Linked DNA regions of Mus musculus: region 2 is linked to region 1. The links are chromatin loops, found by intact Hi-C in ENCODE. Cell type or tissue: left cerebral cortex. All regions are shown on one strand. Links, peaks and the distances in the headings refer to the core of each region. The heading gives the core; the rest is flanking DNA. Region 1 has its middle 12 kb from the start of Gm19276. Region 2 has its middle 40 kb from the start of Gm19276.

Region 1 (6,517 bases), core at 1,063-6,062:
TGGCATGCACAGAGAGGTGGACACTGAGTCTGGGAGTCTAGAGCCTAAACCACCCAGACAAGCATAGAAGTCGAGAAAGCAAAGTGAGTCTCTGCAGTTCCTCAACACTGCCTCTGCCCCCCTTGGCCTCCTTTGTACTGGATTTGACCATGCACTCTGATGCAGATCGGAGATATGGTCTCCTGGGAAGTGGTCTTGGCACATGAGGTTGAGATGGAGACAGGCTGGATCCTACTGTTGTAGGGTGACCTAAGACATACATGCAGGGGAGAAAGTCATGTGACTGTGAGGCCAGGGATGGGAGTGATGTTCAGGAAAGCTGAGGGTTGCCAGGAAACCACCAGCACAGAAAGAGACTGTGGGGGTGATTCTCCCTCAGGTTCCCAGAGGGACCCAGCCAGGCTGACATCTTGGCTGATGCCCTAGAAGTATAAGAGACTCAATTTCTGTTTGCCTAAGCTGCCATGTCTGTGGTCCTTTGCTACGGCATCCCCGGGAACCCAAGGCGCTGTGTTTCTTTCTCTGCTGCTTTCCGGTGAGGTCAAGGAAAGAATTGCAGGGATGACGCCAAACCCTAAGAATCGGGGGCTTTGGGGGTGGTGGTGTTGCATTAGCTCATTTCCTTTTTCTCTGATTAGACTGACTACAAAACCAACCCACTGAGATTAAGAGGACTGAGCATCTCAGCGGCCATTATCTCTTGGTAAGTAAAGCTGGTCCCAGAGGACTGCGGGCTGCACACTCTACATCCACTCATCTTGCAGTCAGGCTGTGGGGGCGGGGGACCCTGCACTTCCTCTGGCCTTGCTTTAATTGTTAGGGCATGGAGAGACGACAACCGCACCTCCAGCAACTGACTGAGTCATGGAACAGCAGAGGAGTATACTTTCAAATTGCTTAATGCTTTAGGGTAGAATTTCAAGTCAAATGGTCACTCAGGGAAGCATTAGTAGTTAGGTGTTAGGCTGTGGAAGAAGCCAGGGGCTTCTGAATTTCTTACTGGGAAAAAAAAAGGCCTAGAAATCAGTTTTAGAGATATAGAATTGAAAACCCAGGTACTATGGAAGCTGCCAGAGGATTCTGAGATCAAGACTTGCCTAGCTAGTTAATGAGATTGTCTCAAAACCAGAAAGGAGAGATGGCTGTGAGTAGGCTCTATAGCAGGGCAATTGCCCAGCATGTGGGATGTCCTAGGCTCACTCCATAGTCCAGTAAGGTACATCTCTTTCTTTCTTTTTCCCCCTTACTGTATTGTATGCACACACATATATTACATTCTAAACAAATCCCAGCTAGTACTCTTTACATAGGTTACATGGAATCATACCATGGATGGTTGGGATGGTTGGTTATCTTTCCAGACATAGTCAATGTTCCCATCTGGCAGGTAGAGCGGAAGCTACTGGAAGGAATTCATGTCTGGCAGTTCTCAGTGAAAGCAGTGACGTTATGGATAGTTGGCTGGCAGACTTTGGGGACATGAGAATACTGACAAGAACGATATGAAGAAGACAAAGGCAGAAGCAAAATAAGGCTACCTAAAAAGTGGGGGTGTAAGGGGAACCCCAATAGACTGCAGCACAGATAAACATGAAGGCTGAGGAGAAGGTTCACAGAGGAAAGTCTGATACTAATACAAGGACCAGAGGTCAGATCCCATTCCTGTCGTACATGGTTTACCATCTTGAATCCCAGAACAGGGCACTAGAGAAGCGAGCTAACTAGCTAGTCCAAGCAAATTGGTGAACTCTGAATTCAAACAAGAGACCCTACCTCAGGAAAAAGTGGAGCATAATCAAGAAGACACCAACATCCACTGCTTCTCAGCCTTTTGGCTAAGATCATGTGGAGGGAGAATTTGTAGTTTGCTCCCTCACCTTCACCTGCCAGTATTTCTTGGTTCTTGGGTGGCTCACTCCATTCTCTGCTTCTGTAGTTATGGGAATCCCCGTAGTCTTCCTTCTTCAGTGTCCACTCGGATGATACAGGGTCATATTCTGTTTCAGTGTCTTTAATCACATCTGCAAGGATCTTTTCTGCTCACATTCATTAGCATTCACTGGCTCCAAATAATTGGGCGTACTATCATGACTCAGTCTGTTTCACAGTGAAGGCCACTGAGGTGAGCTGGACAGTGTGTGGACTTGGTGACTGAGTCACTGGCCACAAAACCTTCCACAGAGGACCATAGGAACAAGTAGGGAGGCAGCACTGACAAGTCAGTCTCTGGGTACCTGGAAATATGGTCATCCTATCATGCTCAAATTCCTGGAGGGCCATTTTCTTCAAATTCCTCACCAGTATCAAAAAGGTTTTTTTCTTGGAAGACAGAGAGGAAGATGTAGACAAAGCAGCCACTTTGGTCACGAGTTTGAAAGTCTTAATGCAGTATGAGATTCTCTGGAATTCCTGGCAGCGGCAGACATGAGTCATATATAAATGTCACTGTCTGACATTTATAGAATATTCTTCATGGCACTTTCTAGAGCTTTGTTAAGAGAGAAGCACTGAATTTTTTGGATGGCCGGGTCATTCTCCAAAGACCTTTTGTTAGAACAATAGGTCAAATCAAAGGAAATGAAACATTGCAGGCGCAAGTTAAGGACCCTTAGCTTCAAAAAGCCAAGGAGACAGACTGCTCACCTGGCTTTTAACAACTGGCTGCAACTCAGGTCTAGGAGCTCCAACATCCTCCAAGGGCACTGCACACAGACACACACGCAGGCAAAACACCCACACACACAAAAGTAAAATATTTTTAAAGAATAAATTTCCCAATAGTTCATTGGAAACTGTTTCAGTCAAACATGGAAGTTTGATATTGGAAAGGTGCAGAGTTTATGTGAAACCAACTTTAAGAATATGCGTTGTCAGTCATAGCCTCTTAGTCAGCTGCACAGACAGGAAGAAGGTCCTGGCTCCATCTTAGCTGGTGAGCAGGCCTTGGGGAAGCCCACCTTAGTCAAGTATGTCATTCAAATTCCCTTTTCCATTCACTGCTTTAGTGACCACTATGTGGTCAGCTATGGCCAATAAGAAGTAGGCAAGTCAGTTTGAAGTAATTTGTGAAGATTTTGCTTCCTGACAGAAGGAAGGCAGAAAGGGCATCCTGTTTCCTGTTTCTTAGTTGCTTTCAAACAATTCTGTGTACAATGAGAAAACTATAACCACGTAAAGGTAACACAGCCAACATACCACCATGCAGTCTACATCCATCTGGGCTCGACACTGGGGCCGTCATCAGATCTGACTAACCATTACTTGATTAGATGTATTCTATTAAAAATATTTATTATTTTTGTGTGTGTGTGTGTGTGTGTGTGTGTGTGTGTACACCTATGGAAGGTCAGGGGTTCATATCAGTACTTTAAATATTCCTTACTTTATTTTTGGAGACAGGGTCTCTGGATAAACCTGTAGCTCACTGACTGGCTAAGCTGGCTGACCACCAAACCCCTGTGATTCTCCTGTCTTTTCTATAAGTCCTAGGACTACAAGCATGTGTTAACACATCCAGCTTTTATATGGGTGTTGGGGACTGCAACTCATATTCTCATGTGTCTACAAAAAGCACATTACCTGCAGAGAGACTTAACCTCAGTCCCAAGAGCTTTATTTCTTGAGCTACTGGATGTGCTAATTGTCATTGTAACCAGATGCATGCTAACTCCATCAAACTCTGAGTTTAACTTTTTTCTTCAGTTGCCACCAGGATGCTCAATCCTTTTCAGGGAGCTAGGACCTCATTGGGGAGTAAAAATTCCTTCTGGTGTTGCAAGTAGAATAGATTCATCCTACTTTGTCTGGCCTGCGTATGCTGGTACAGGCTAGAGATGAAGAAATAGACACCAAGGCTAAACTTTTCACTCAAGTGCTTTGGGAACAAGTCCTGGGAGAGAAGCTAAGAGACTGACTGGGCAATGGGAGAAGGTAAGAAAGGAAGCGGCTGCATCAGGGCCTCTGCTCTGGAGCTGGGAAGGCACTGCAGAGTTGACCCTGCTGAGGTAAAGTTGACGAAGCTTTGTGCCCTACATGGGTCTCTCTTTATAGAGAAGATATTAGAGGAAAGGGTGTAGCCTTTGGCAGGAGGCAATTCCTGAAGAGGGACTCATCTATAAGCAGCCAGCAGCCAACACACCCTGCAGTTGGGAAATGAGAACACAGGTCCTGAAGGGGCTGGCTGGGCGGCCACCAGCGTGTTGCCAAAGAGAACCCCTCCCTTTTCCTGCTGCACACTGTGGCAGGCAGCCATGAAAAACACTTCCATTTCCTCCAGGGGAACCCTTCTGGCTTCTGATGCGGTCCTTGAGGCTAAACACTCTAAAGGACAGACTCTATCCAGGGAAGGATGAGAAGCCTGCAGCGAGCAGCTGGTTCCATGGTTACTCATACACTCCACCCAGTCCGGCAGGCTCTGAAGCAGACCTCAGCAGGAAGAGGAGAAACGTAGACTTTGCACAGATTGCCCACACTGGGCTGCAATGGAGCACCCAAAGAGGCGGATGTGGCTTGGGAGAGGGGACATTGTTAGAAGGAAACACCCATGCATTATCCAAACTTGTCCAGGTAAAAGTCAGGCAGGATTTTAGAAATCTGGTGGTTTTTAGACAAAAGAAGTGCGTCAGATACAGTGGCATGACACACCCAGGTCCAACATCCTCTGGGAAAGAAGAAATTTGAATCAAGTTTTGTTTTGACTAGATGGGATGCTTTGTGGCCAGGATGTGGACTTCAGGATGGCTTTGTTGCCTACTGCCAGCCCTCATGCCCTCCCCCCTCCCCATCTCCTCTTGGCTGAATGCAGTTGTTAGACAGCCCTGTATTACTCCTTCTGGGAATTGTTGGAATTCTCCTCCCTTCTGAACTGTGGATTCATGCCTCTGGAGTGGTGGCATTGGCATGAAATCTCACATTCACATCCCTTAGAGGGTCAGTTTCTAGCTCTCTCAGGGAATGTCACTATTTGCACATCCTCTCCCTCCCTCACAGGATGGCTCCTTGGAGGGGTAGGCAGACAGGTTTTGTTTTATTTGAGCAGAGTGATGGAAGGATAATCTTAGTAGTTCCTCCATGTTTTTCTAAGGATGAGCTTCTATTGTGGTGTAGAAAGGAAAGGCTACTGCTGTCCGGGTTTGACATTGAGTGGAGTAGGTAGGGTCTCAAAAGCTTTCATGGGTGGTCTAGGGAGAGGCTGTGCATGGCCAGGGTTTAATTACCCCCTCCCCCCAGTTTTTGTGGGTTTGGATACAGCCAAAAACTACTTGATGACTCCATCATCTCAATTCCATGCTGTTCACCATGTGTCATAATACAGCGCTGTGAGGTGGGGTCTGTGCTGGCTTGCTTCCTATTGGTATGATAATATCACAATCAAAAGTAGCTTGGGAAGGAAAGGGCCTTAAAAAAAAAAAAAAACAGTTTATAGTTCATCATGGAAGGATGTCAGGAGGAAGAAACTGAAGCAGAGGCCGGGGAGAAATGCTGCTTATTGGTTAGTTCTCTGTGACTCACACTGTTTGTTGTATAATACAACCCAGGAATTCCCCAGGGTCACCCTGCCCATAGTGTGCTGGGCCCTCCCACACCAATTACGAATTGTGAAAATGCCATACGGATTTGCCTAAGAGCCAATCTTAGGGAGACATTTTCTCAACTGAGGTTCCCTCCTATTATGTGACTTGAGCTCTAAGAATGCAGAATGTATAACACAGAGAAAGTTAATCATAGTAAAGACATATGTGGTGAAAATTGGGCCTGGATTCCCACACTGACAATCCAGTCTAAGACCTATGCTCAAAAATACTACTTTTACTTTGGGTCAGGTCTACTTCGTAGTGATCTATCTGATGGAGTAATGGTGTCTTAGGATCTCATTGCTGTGAAGAGATACCATGACCAAGACAACTCTTATAAAAGAAAACATTTAATTGGGGCTGGCTTATAGGTTCAGATATTCAGGCCATTATCATCATGGTAGGAAGCATGGCAGCCTTCAGGCAGATGTAGAGCTGGAGAAATTGCTGAGAGGACTATATCTTGATCTGAAGGCAGCCAGAAAGAGATTGTATAGGCAGGGTATCAGGAGGAGGCTCAGATTCCAGAATGGGTGGAGCCTGAGCATGTGGCATCTCGAAGGCTGCCTACACAGTGATGCACTTCCTTCAACAAAGGCACACCTCCTCCAATAAGGCCATACCTAATAGTGCCACTCCCTATGGCCAAGCACTCAAATACATGAATCTATGGGGCCAAACCTATTCAAAATAAATGGATAGCAATCGCATAGAAAGAAGACAGCAGTGACACAGAGTGGTACTGACACTGTTGCGAACTGCTCATTGGAACAAGTGAAAGCGGTCTATTAACTGAGCAAAACTTGGCAAGGTAGGAGAGGAAAAAAAATCCTTAGTTCTTTTATACTGTCCTCAGATAACATGAACGTGTATTCTCCACCTCTGGGGGAGTTCTCAGACTGTGCTCATAACCACTCCAGGAAAGTTTATATAATATAAAGTAA
Region 2 (6,517 bases), core at 864-5,863, 51 kb after region 1:
CAGTCACTTGACATCCTCACCTTCATCTAATTACCTTTCAAATGTTTCATCTCTAAGTATTGTCTCATTGTAAGTTACAGTTTCTATATATGGATTTTAATGGGGACACAACTCAGTCCATAGCCAAGAGGCTGAAACCAGGGACAGGACAGAAGCTGAGAAAAACATAGGGAGAAGTGAATTCAAACAAATTCAGTCAATTCAGTCAAACAAGACGGCTCTAGGACTCAGCCTGGGCTGCTTTCTCAATAATAGAACTGACGGAGTTCGCCTAGCTGCTTTCTGTATTAGGGATTTAGATTAGGGTTTATCTGCTTTTAGAAGCAGATTCAGACTCAAGTTTTCAGGCACACTCTCCTATGTCCCTGAAAGAACTAGAGAACTAGACCACCAAAGGAGCCACCTCTTCTACATTAGGACGGCTGCCCTCCAAACTCGGAAGCTGACCCAGGAGACCTCTGCCAAGGCCACGGACAGGAGGCTACTACACTGCCATTGTACCTGACCACTCCAGAACCTTCTGCACTGGAGCTACTAAGATGAATGAAGAGAGCATGCTCTGATAGGATATTGATGATATGATGTTGATGATACGATACTCATGATATGACATCCATGATAGGAGAATGGGACTTGTTTTCTCTTCACCCAGAACAACAAATGCATTCACAGGCAGCCTGCTCACAGCAAAACAGCAAACACAGCACAGGCAGAGAAACCTGGGTTTCCCCAGCTCTGCTCCTGTCAAGTGCAGAACGGGGAACACAACGGTAGACAAAGGCCTGCTTATTGTATAGTTCGAGAATGAAAAACCACAGCTCAAGCGATAACTGCTCAGCGATGTATGTTCTTCCCTTGACAATGTAGCCTCACAACAATGTGGATGTTTGAGTCGAGTTGAGATCCTTAGACTCTTCCAGTACCACCAGGGTGTGGCAGTGGAGGAAGCAATAGCCACACCATCACCAGTTTCCACTGCTCTCTCGTCTTGCTTACCTCTGGGATTTGTGTTCACAGGCTAGCTATTGTTATTGTTGTGTTTAAAGATTAATCAGTAAGACTTACTGTCCTGGGATATGTATGAAGATTTTTCTGAGGTCTCAAATTAGGTTTTTAAGGACAGGGATTCATGTCTCTAAGGACAGGGATAAGGTCTCTGAGGCTGCCGTGAGAACTGCTTCTGCTTGGAGCTGCTCGGTTGCCTTGTTCAGGCTAATAATGGCTGCCTGGGGAACTATGTTGAGGATGATAGGCCAAATTTTGTGTATCAAGTATTTGCCTCCTCTGGTCTAGCCTTACTTCCCAGAAGTAGGGAAGAAGGACTTGAGGCATTGGATCTGGATTCTACTTTTAACTGTGGTGTCCTGCCAAAGATCTAGTAAACAGTTGTCTGGTTGTTTCATTTATAAAACAAAGATTACCATGCTCTGTCTGCATCCCACATAGGATTATTTGTGAGAACCACTTGAAAATGCTTACAAGAACGCTGGCAACTGTGAAGTGTTACATGCACGCAAGGTGCTTTTGTTATTGGCGTGTGGTATTGGGCCAGTTTGTACTTGACAAGAAAGGAGAGCCAAGTCAGTGACTGTTTTGGTCTGTTTCTGCTTACATCATGTTGGCCCAGCCGCTGCTGCATATTCCTTTCTGAGTGCTGAGCTGCAGGGCGAGCAGGAGGGAGGGGGAAGAGCCTTGAAGGTCACAAACAACTTGTGTTTGAAAACAGACACATGGGTTGATGGAGCAGGTCAGGGCTAGAATGCTGGCCTAGTGGCTTCAAGGCTCTAGACTGATGTCCTGAACTACTAAACCAAATACTAAACCAGACAACCGAAAGTCAGATACTTACTGTCTTCCTTCCTCTTTAACTGTGTGATTTAAGTCAGGTTCTGAAAACTCTGTGAACCTCAGTTTTTTCAGCTGTAACATGAAGATGTTCAAAAACAATAGAACAACTCCCCACCCCACCCACCCCCCACCCAATGGTATCTGCCTTAACAGTCTTCTTCTGGGAGGATATGGTATTTAAAGGAGTTATATACAAAAGTGCCTAGGAAATCCAAGGCATGAATAATTGCTCCTGTTATTTTGATTTGAGCCAAGTAATTTTTCTCTACACCCTGCCTTCTGCTCTCGCCCATGATTCCCACACAGCCTCTCACATCCTTGCTCTGTTATTGGGGACTTACATGGGGTAAGGCTGGGGCTGGAGGAAATGGCTCAGTGGGGCAAGATGGAGATCCTCAGAACACATAAAATCCAGGTGGGTGTGGAGGCTGCCTATTATCCTAGTGCTTGAGAATCAGACAATGGGGATCTTTGGAACAAGCTAGCTAGCTAGACTAGTTAGACGACTAGTTAGACTAGTTAGACGACTACTTAGAAATAGAGTTCCAAGTTCAGCGAGAGATCGTGCCTCCGCAAAACGGAACCCTATGGAGCACAACCTATGGAGCACACGCGAGGGCAAGTTCAGGCCTTTACAACTCTACCTATGCACAAGCACATACACACGGGCACATATTGTAAACACAGACACGTAAAAAGAGAAAGAAGTTGGGCCAGGGTCCCCATGAGGGTTCTGTGTCAACACATGAGTGCTAACAGCAAAACCAGGGCGGGGCCAGTAAAACAGGAAACGGAAGCTAGAAGCCTTTAAAACTAGAGATGGGAGAAGATTGAATCCTGAGGTGTTAGAGAGGCCAAAGACCTACCCCATCTCTAGGAGAAACAATGGGGACGCAGCAAAGAAAGGCACTGAACTATGTGGGAAGTCAGAGCCAGTCAGTTCTGTTGGATCATGGGCTGATTCCGAAGGACCAGTCCCTGGCAGCCCCAAATCCTTCTTCACTTTGGGAAATTCTTAAGTTCTGGGCTCTGGCCCAACAGCAGTCGGAGGCTCGGAGTTCTGAGGTTGCTGTGAGACACCCACGCCCACTTCTCTCCTCTTCACCCTCCAGCCATTTTTGTTCTTTATGCCTCTATGAACGTTAAGCAAAGAGAAGAACGATGTGGTCAAGGTGATATGTATGTTTCCTGGGCTACTCTGACAAAAGAAGGGAACTGTACTGTGTTAAACTGTGGGACCTGAAGTGCAAGGGCTCCCAGACAGGACTCATTCCTCCTTCCAGCTCCTAGTGATCCTTTGTAATTCACTGACATTCCCTCTCCTGAAAATGTATCGCCCTGTTTCTTGCCTGCATTTCCACATCGCAGTCTCCCTCTGTGCGTCTGCCTCTGTGTCCAACTTTCTGACTTGCATAAAGGTTCAGCCACGCACATGTACTTAATCAAGATCTGCACTAATGACTTCATCTTAACTTAATAATCTACAACAACCTATATCCAGCTGAGGTCACATTCTGAAGTATGGGGGTGGGGGAGGGGAGGATTTCAGAATGATGTCATCCAACCCATAACACTCTCCTGGCTTCTCTGAAAGCTCTTCGGGCTGAGGTGGGGAGAGGGAGCTGCAGACCGAGAGGGAACGCACACCAGAACCGCACAGCATCTGCTTCTTCACAGTAACTAAATAGATTGCTAGGTTGAGTCTTTGGTTTTATTTTATATGTGTGGGGTTTTGTCAGCAGGTCTGTGCAGTAGATACATTCAGTGCTTGCAGAGGCCAGAAGGGGGCAGACAGGATCCATAAAGAAACTGTCAGGTAAAGAGTCTTTTCTCATGTACTTGTTTGGAAGGATCTAGTCCAGATGACCTGATGTCCCCAAGGTGTGAGACCAAAGACTGGGATTGGGAGACATTGCTGGTAGTGGAGGGTGCTGGGTCAGACCCTCAAACTCTGCCAGCTGGCTAGCTGTTTACTTCACCTGCAGTGATAGACGGCTCTCAGTCTCAGACTGCCTTGCATCAGTTCTTCCCCAGTCTAGAGACAAGAGGTGCCTTGTGGGAAGCAAGGCCATGACCCAAGCTCGACCTCACACGCGGTTTCTTTCTCGTTGCCCAATTCTCTCGCCCCCGGACAGTTTCGTACTCAGAGGAACAACAGCTCCAGTCTGGGCAGGGTAGTGAGCTCACTGCCTGCTATCACCACCACCTTCTTTGTACAACAACCAGGCCAGCTAACGGTCAAGAAATGGTCCTGTCAATCACCACGAGAGCTCTTTACTGCTTTCAGTGTCCAGGGAGAATACTGGAGGCTCTCCCTCCCACAGCCAGCCCAGTCCAAGTTTCTGCATTAGTCCCTCCTTGTTTATTACCTGCCAGGCTTACTTAGAGCAGCAACGTGATCAGAATGGTCTGGCACATGTATTTATAAAACATAAGTGGTCACAGGAAAGCTGCGTTTAATAAGTAAAGCGAACCAATCAGAAGGGGACAGCGAAGGCTCTCCATTTTACCATATCCAACAACTAAAAGCACAGTAAGAAAGTTCAGTTAAATTCGAACATCAGAGAAATGATAACTAATCCTTTAGTATAAGTGAATCCTGGGCAATGTTTGAGATGCACTCACACTAAACATTATTTATTCTGTCTCTTTATCGGCAACACCAACTTAACCGTACTGTACTGTGGTTTCTCCCGCCTGCGGCGGTTCACGGTCAAGATCTCCAACGCCTTGACTCTTGACTGCTGGGGAGGAAATCTGGGACGTCTCCAATCCTGACGTCAGCAGCCCTTCATTGTGGTAGCTTTCGTCACAAGTGCTGCTCCAGGGCCCCCAGGAGCTGCCTGGAAGGCTCACAATGCCTGCGCCTGGGAAGTCCCGGAAACAGGATGTGCATGGGATTAAGTGTTTGCAGATAATCCTGATTGATTCCTCGGGCTCTGATAGGATTTGTCCAGGATTCCCTGCTCTGTTAATGAGAAGTGAATGTTTAGGTGACATCAATCATGTTAGTGTCCATTAGGTGGAAAATTAGTTAAGGGTCATTTCAGTTACCAGTTCTAAGACACTCTCTCTCTCTCTCTCTCTCTCTCTCTCTCTCTCTCTCTCACACACACACACACACACACACACACACACACACACACACACACAATGCTTTCCTATTATCATCCCCAAATCACGCACTCTGGTTCTCTATGGCTATAAAAACAATACTTGAGTATTGTTGGAAACTTGGGAAGCATACAAGAAAATGAAGAGAAATAAGCAAATGAAGCGTTTCTAATACTGAAAAGTTACTGTCAACATATAGATACATGATCTTTCACTCCGTGTCTTTCAAAATATATATAAATATATATTGTTAGTTTTAAATTTTTAAATTTAAATATATATGTACGTATATACATATATAGGTGATTTGAATATTACCCAAGTTTAATATACATGCGACAATCTAGACATCATGAGTATACATGACTAAATCATACATGATTAAAGTGTATGGGAATATATATAAGTGATATATATATATTCCCATACACTTTAATCATGTAAAGTGATAAGCCAACTGTATACATGATACAAGTTCAAAGAGTTTGAAATGGACGATTCATTACTTATATTAACTGGGACTTAAGACTAGGCAGAGAAAGAGGATAAAATATCAAAACAAGTTCCTGATAAAGAAGAAAGAACATTGGAGTGAAGGCCACAGAGAAAGGTGAATGCTATGTCATCAAGGTGCTAACTGCCCTCTGACTCAACGGTTCCTAGGCAAAGTGAATGTTTGGTGGATAGTGAGGATCCAGTTAAGAAGACCAGTTCCTAATGCCTTCCCATGGAAATATTGACATATACAAGAAAGCAGCCACTCCACAAGCAAGTGGCTTCCAGGATGATGTCACTTCAGTGGTACTTGGGAGTCAGCCGTAGCAAGTCTGTAATCAATATGCTTATAAATTATTAATGCTTATATGTAAGCTCTTTCTTTGGAGAGTTTCTTGTTTGAGGATGCTGGGGCCGAGTTACTCATTTCAGGATGCTGTAATATGAAATTGGGAGCCTTTCACCATTATATGGCAGCTAAAATGGTTTCTGCAGCCAGTTGCTAAGCATTGAAACTTGGGACAGCCATCTGGACGGGTTGTGGCCAGTGTCACAGGCATCTGTGGAGAGATGTCCTCCAGGAGTCTTCAGGCTAAGGGTGAGCTAGAACACACACACACACACACACACACACACACACACACACACACACACACACAAAAAGAGAGAGAGAGAGAGAGAGAGAGAGAGAGAGAATCTGCTATGGACCAAAAAAGCTTCCCTACTTTCCCAAAATGCACCTCCAAACACTCAGATCTCCAAATAAACAGCTGCAGCTTCGTACGCTTCGTAGTTCCCTCCCCAGGAGGACAGCAGATTCTGTGGGACATTACATGTGAGACCCTGGGGACTAAAGACTAAAGATGAGCTCACTCAAAGAGCTGGAATCACCAAACGGACTCTCTGGCTCTTCTCTCACTATCTGTTCTTTCTTCATAGACACACACCTCTCAAGACATATGACTAGGAAAATACACGATTATTTGATAGTTTTCACGGTGTGATGTGTATGAGGTTACCTTAGGAATTCTTCCTAGAAAGTTATATAAATATTTCTTAT

The links. A loop is a pair of places that touch in the nucleus more often than their neighbours do. Peaks named below come from ENCODE experiments on the same cell type or tissue, not always from the same donor. Only the 100,000 strongest peaks of a DNase experiment are listed, where the experiment ranks them.
Region 2: it touches region 1 in a loop (5-fold over the local background); 8 of 42 quality-filtered maps call a loop at or near these places.

What each region holds. Positions count from the first base shown.
Region 1 is chr15:10,814,148-10,820,664 of GRCm38, forward strand. No RefSeq gene overlaps it. Among named protein-coding and RNA genes, the nearest start is that of Gm19276, 12 kb to the right of the region's middle. In left cerebral cortex, for the core only: a CTCF peak has its summit at 4,161; DNase peaks (open chromatin) are centred at 2,402 and 4,348; H3K27ac peaks cover 1,988 bases.
Region 2 is chr15:10,865,401-10,871,917 of GRCm38, forward strand. No RefSeq gene overlaps it. Among named protein-coding and RNA genes, the nearest start is that of Gm19276, 40 kb to the left of the region's middle. In left cerebral cortex, for the core only: a CTCF peak has its summit at 3,598 (motif pointing right); DNase peaks (open chromatin) are centred at 1,537, 2,894, 3,136 and 3,576; H3K27ac peaks cover 802 bases.